2 separate regions of the Homo sapiens genome follow, and region 1 is linked to region 2. A link is an interaction called in ENCODE POLR2A ChIA-PET data of the cell type or tissue named here. Cell type or tissue: GM12878. All regions are shown on one strand. Each heading gives the region's core, and the rest is flanking DNA. Links, peaks and the distances in the headings are about the cores only. Region 1 has its middle 59 kb from the start of MIR4729. Region 2 overlaps VMP1 (vacuole membrane protein 1).

What was found. ChIA-PET counts read pairs that join two places held together with the same protein. Peaks named below come from ENCODE experiments on the same cell type or tissue, not always from the same donor. Only the 100,000 strongest peaks of a DNase experiment are listed, where the experiment ranks them.
Region 1: POLR2A ChIA-PET joins it to region 2 with 10 read pairs; 4 of 35 experiments call an interaction of 5 or more read pairs at or near these places.

The regions. Positions count from the first base shown.
Region 1 is chr17:59,423,343-59,426,250 of GRCh38, forward strand. No RefSeq gene overlaps it. Among named protein-coding and RNA genes, the nearest start is that of MIR4729, 59 kb to the left of the region's middle. In GM12878, for the core only: no CTCF peak of the experiment used is centred there; no DNase peak of the experiment used is centred there.
Region 2 is chr17:59,836,382-59,839,289 of GRCh38, forward strand. VMP1 (vacuole membrane protein 1) reads left to right here. Exons shown (of 12, transcript NM_030938.5): 11 at 1,914-2,016. Among named protein-coding and RNA genes, the nearest start is that of MIR21, 3.4 kb to the right of the region's middle. RefSeq lists enhancers at 829-1,288, 870-2,908, 1,034-2,233, 1,739-2,468. In GM12878, for the core only: no CTCF peak of the experiment used is centred there; DNase peaks (open chromatin) are centred at 1,370 and 2,028; H3K4me3 peaks cover 1,833 bases; H3K27ac peaks cover 2,500 bases.

The sequences.
Region 1 (2,908 bases), core at 162-2,661, 410 kb before region 2:
GCCCGGCCACCTTGGCCTACAATTCTCAGCAGGAGGTCAGTGAGAGAGACCTGAGCTCACTTCGTTCCTGGGCAGGAGTCAGCATTATCTGGATTTCTCAACTTTGGAAATAGAAACCCGAAGCAGTCCTGATCAAAGGGATATTGAGCTGTCTTTCCCAGGTCCTTGGGGAGTCTCCGAGCCCGGAGTACTGATAGCTTAAATAGCTATGACTCAGCAGAGCAGCAACTCTTCCCTCCCGATGTCATGAGTAGATGAGACTTGGAAAGGGGCACTGGGACTCCATTTCCGTGACCTCCCTCAGCTGAGAAGCCTGTGCTGAGCCAGCCCTTAGCTGGCCGGACAACCCCCATTGGCAGAGACACCCAATTAGGGAGATTCTGTTTCTGGCTCCTTGGAGGTGACCATTTTCATTTCAGGTGAAGGGCCACGGTAAATGAAGGGCAGGGTGCAGGAGGGCCTCACACTGTGGAGAAAGGACATTTTTAGCAATTTCTGTCAATGCCATGCATTTCTCAGAGAGTTCAGACTTTAGCCGTCTGGTAGACTCCCCATCGTCAGGTAGCTGGAAGTAAGACAGATCCCCGAATCTGGCCCAGGATATGCCCCGGAGAAACAGGACTGCCCCTGGATGCACAATAGCCCTCACTCTGCAGCAGCCACCAAACAGCCTTCACACGTGCTGCTTCAGCTCGTTCTCACCAACCCCAGCAGGTGGGTGGTATCAGCCCTCTTAGCGAGGAAAACAGATTTCAAAAAGGTGAAGTGAGTTGGTCATACAGCTAGCAGGTGACAATGACGAGACTAAAACCTCAGTCTGTCTGCCGCCGGAGGAGAAGCCAGGCATGAGCTGCCCTTGTGCCCCTGGCACATGCCCATCTGTGCCACTTCTACCTAGACCCAGGTGTCCCCGACTTTGTTGCTACCCCAAAGCTCACACTGAGGCCAGGGTAGTGAAGATCTGGTGTGTTGGGTAGGGGGTGCTGAGAGGTTGGGGGAGCGCTATGTCATTCTCTCGCCTTTCTATCAGGTGGGTGGGGATGCCGAGGTATGTCTTCTCAAACTGGAAGATTCATTTTGGTTCCTGGATCTCCGTAGAAGGAGGTTTGGATGGAGGTAGGATGTGGGAGGTGTTTTCTCTTCCTCCCTAAAAATACTTATTAAGCACCTCTTGGTTTCAGCTCTGGGCAGCCTGGGTGCTTTCAGATTATAGAACAATTTCATGACACCATGGATCTGGTATTTTTCTCTGCTGTTTTTCACATAGTCTTAATATAGTTTTACCTGATAAGAACTATCCACATGTGTATATCTTTTTAGAGTTCTAAGATAGCATAATCCACATACTTAGATGTACCTATAAAATATCTTTTTACAGAATAAAGGGCATGCTATTAAGGAATGACTTTTCTTCCACTGATTGTCATGTGGATCACTTCCTGAACCTGAAGGAGGTTCTGGAACTCCAGACACCGGGTCCTGAGCTCTAGCAAGTAGCTGAGGGAAGAATTTTCAGCCCCCAGCTGCCAGGGGTTCTCAACACAGAAGCAGGACCAGACCAAGCTTTTGGGAATTTGTTCATCATTGTACAGCCGTATCACGGCCTATCCGGAGTGGGAGGGCTGGAGAGTAATTTCCTGACCCTCAGGCTCTGAGCTATTGTTTTGGGGTCTTGCGTACTCTTTTGATCAATTATTTTTTCTGCCTTTAGCCATAACAAGCAACAGGATGGTGCAGCATCCAGGTTCAGAAAGCTGCCTCCTCTCACTTAGTCAAAGTTAATTAATTCTCACTGTACCTTGAACTAGGTCAGCTGCAGGGCTGTGCTGGGCCTGACCTGCTGTCAGGGGAGGGCATTTCTTGTCTGTCTCTTGATGTGCTGTCCTGGGCAGGGAAAGTGGGAAGGGGGTAGGTTTCACCTTTGCGTGGGATCATCTCTCCCCCTTTCTTCCGGGGAGGTGACCATTTTCAGATCTGTGGGTGGGGAGGAAAATCTTCTCTTCCAAAAATAATCTCTCTGCAGTGGGGTTTGAAGCTGGACCAAGCTGCTAGCGCTATTTTTACCCAGCTTGCAGTTCAGGGTGTAAATAGCAACTCTGGCTGTTTTTTCCCACAGCTGACAACAGAGTCAACCTCTTCGAGGCAGGAGCATTCTGGCATTTCGCACAGAGAAAACAGAACACAATTTGCCCTCGGGCCCAGTTGATGATTCCTGGACCGTGGGGTCGATATCCAGGGCTGGCATCTCCACGGTTCTTTTATCTCAGTCTCCACTATAAACACCAGGCCCCATGAGAGCTGCTGGGCTGAGGCTCATTTAAAGAAGCTTCCTGCGGAATGATGAGGGAAAAGGCAGGTCCGTAAATCCCCGCCTGCGCCCGCCGAGGATTCCAAGCGCATGAGCAGCTCCAGGCTCCAGCTTGCTGTCCCCCTTGCCCTCCTTCTTGCATTAGCAGGCACTTCCTCTAAGGCTGCTGCCCTGGGAGGGTTTCTTGCAAACCCACTAGATCTGAGGAAAGACAGAGAAAACATCTACTTAAGGCTGCCCAGATGACAGCATGTGTCTAAAAATATATGTCTCCTAGTTTTCGAGTGATCGAAGGCCCCACAGCCTTCAGCACTGGAGTCATTTAGAGGTCATGGTGAAAGGACTGGCTCCCTCCTTGCCTCCATTTAAGCAGAAGCTGCGAGAAAGCCCCCAAAGCCTTGGGTCATGTCTCCAACAGGCTCGGGTGAGTGGGAAGTTCGGCCTCATAGAAGGCCCCTTGCTGGTGCGGTTCATGAGGACGATAAATTAGCAAAGCTGAGGTGCGCCCATCACGGTGAGCAGTTCTCTATTGCTTCTCTTCTGGGGAATGAACAGGCTTCATTTGCTTTTCCCTGAGGCCAGGTTTCTAACCCAAATCTG
Region 2 (2,908 bases), core at 130-2,629:
GAGACAGGGTTTCACCATGTTTCCCAGGATGGTATTGAACTCCTGGGCTCAAGCCATCCTCCCATCTTGGCCTCCCAAAGTGCTGGGATTACAAGCGTGAGCCACCACACATGGCCTAGAGGACCTTTTTAACAACTTCACCCCTCACTGATCTCTCTTTTCTCCCTCCAATTCCTTCGGTATATATCTTCTGTACCAAAAACTTTAATATTGAATTGTAAATTATTTTGTTCACAGATCAGTTCGTGTGTGTGTGTGCGCACACATGTGTGCGCATCTGCCTATGTTTTGAATCCAAATCCCCATAAATGATTTTAAGTTCCTTGTGGGCAGTTTGGTTTTTTTTTTTTTTGGCTTTTTTCCCAGCAAAAGGAATCAATTAAGTATTTGGTGACTGATAGATAAAAAGGATTAAAGAAAAGAATCAGCCAGAAGTTAGGGATATGTTAGCATCTGATAAAATATAATAGCAAAAACTCTTCTATTCCTGCTTTTTGTTATAAAAAGCAGCAAGGAATTGTTCTAGAAAAGAAGTGAAGGCCAGTCGCGGTGGCTCACACCTGTAATCCCAGCACTTTGGGAGGCCGAGGAAGGGGGATCACGAGGTCAGGAGTTCAAGACCAGCCTGGCAAAGATGGTGAAACCCCATCTCTACTAAAAATACAAAAAAAAATAGCCAGGCATGGTGACAAGCGCCTGTAATCCCAGCTACTTGGGAGGCTGAGGCAGGAGAATCACTTGAACCCTGGAGGTAGAGGTTGCAGTGAGCCGAGATCAGGCCATTGCACTCCAGCCTGGGGGACAGAGTGAGACTCTGTCTCAAAAAAAAAAAAGTGAAGTGAAGTGAATTTGAGTCAGTGTACTTAATAGGACAAGCATTAGGCAGTGTTGCAAGTACATATCGGAATCTCTTTGGCTGGCTCTAAGAAAGAGTTTGAACTTATTTACCTCCTTAGCCCTATGTAACAGGTAAGAAACTAAAAGGTACAGAAAATAGAGATGTTTGATTTTTCTAAGTTGCCCCAAGCTACCGTTTTTAAAAACGCCTGCAAGCATGTCTAAAACAGGAGCCTGTTAGCTACAGTTGCCAAACCGGTTTAACAGCACTGCCTCCATGTATTCTGGGTAAGAAGGAGCTCCGAGTACATAAATTTATCAAAGATCACTATCCCAATCATCTCAGAACAAGCTGTTACTAATGTACTGGAGTTTCTGTGCAAACTGTCTACCATAAACCATGAAAGGATTCAAAGTTCATAGTTCCTTCTTTGTTCCTTTGTTAATCACTGACTTCTGACTAGTGGGAGGTGCCTCCCAAGTTTGCTAATGCATTCTTTTTGGATAAGGATGACGCACAGATTGTCCTAATAAGGACTTAGATTGAGAAAGACCGCCCCCTCTGAGAAGAGGGGACAAGTCAGAGAGAGGGCGGGCAGTTTCTTTTTTAACTAGGGATGACACAAGCATAAGTCATTTCCTTATTAATTGGTTCAAACCAGTTCTTACAGGAACTAGTGGTGATAAATGTGGGACTTCTGAGAAGTCATTCATTTTATTCTTTGTGCCATACCAGAGTACAGTATCAGCTGAGCTGACCTTACTCTGAGGACTAACTCTTTTGCTGGAAGCGGTTTCTGATTTACAGCTCTTGGTTTCTCCCAGACATGTTGGTGGGAGAGATTTTGGTTTTTAAGGGGTTGTTAGATGGAGTAAATTTTCTTTTTTTTTTTTTTTTTTTTTAACTAAAAAGGGGTCACAGAATTTCAGCAGTTCTCTGATTTTTATATTTTATTCCTCTTCCTATCCAATCCCTGCCTTTTGAGTCCAGGTGGTAAGTACATTTTCTTTAACGTTTTTCCTGCTTTTCTTCCCAAATGTGTCTTTTTCTTTGGGCTACTGTACCCTGCTTCCAGTGCTGTCCCCGGCATAGGTCCATCTCTGCAGAAGCCATTTCAGGAGTACCTGGAGGCTCAACGGCAGAAGCTTCACCACAAAAGCGAAATGGGCACACCACAGGTAAGACTTTAATCCGGTTTCTTCTCCCCTCTGGGAAGTTTCGGGCTGAAATTACATTCACAGCTCTCACTCACATTTTTAGGCAAATAAGTGAAGTTGGTTTGCCAGTGTTCCTTGACAGAAGTTGAGCGTCTGTGTATGCTCTACTGGGAAATTTGTCTTTGTCTTAGACTAGAAAGTGTAACTTCTGTACATCTTCTCCTAAAAACAAGGGTAGAGCCAATGGAAAGTAATGGTTCTGTTACATAGAATGAGTTGTTGCCTTGATCTTAAATGATGTATTGGTAGATATACTTCCCAAGTGGATTAAAAAGTTAAAACTTACAGCATAACAAAGTATTAGACTTACTGAGGTGACTTGAATATCTCCTTTTGATTTTCACTCTATTTTTCTTTTCACCCATGGGAAAATGATAATTTTTTAATAAACCAAGGCTCTTACCATAGCTGAACTTTAAAACTTAGACTGTCTTTTCTGTAAACGATTCTGAGGCAAAGGGAAATGACTAGAAGAGGATGAGTAAACAATAACCTGAAATGGGAAACTCGAGGGAAGCACAGGTTTTTTTTGTTTTGTTTTGTTTGGTTCGTTTTTTGTTCTTTGGGGTTTTTTTGAGACAGAATTTCGCTCTCGTTGCCCAAGTTGGAGTGCAATGGCGCGATCTTGGCTCACTGCAACCTCCGCCTCCCGGGTTCAAGCGATTCTCCTGCCTCAGCCTCCCAAGTAGCTGTGATTCCAGGCACGTGCCACCACACCAGCTAATTTTTTGTATTTTAATAGAAACAGGGTTTCACCGTGTTAGCCAGGCTGGTCTCAAACTGACCTCAGATGATCCGCCCGCCTTGGCCTCCCAAAGTGCTGGGATTACAGATGTGAGCCACCGCGCCCGGC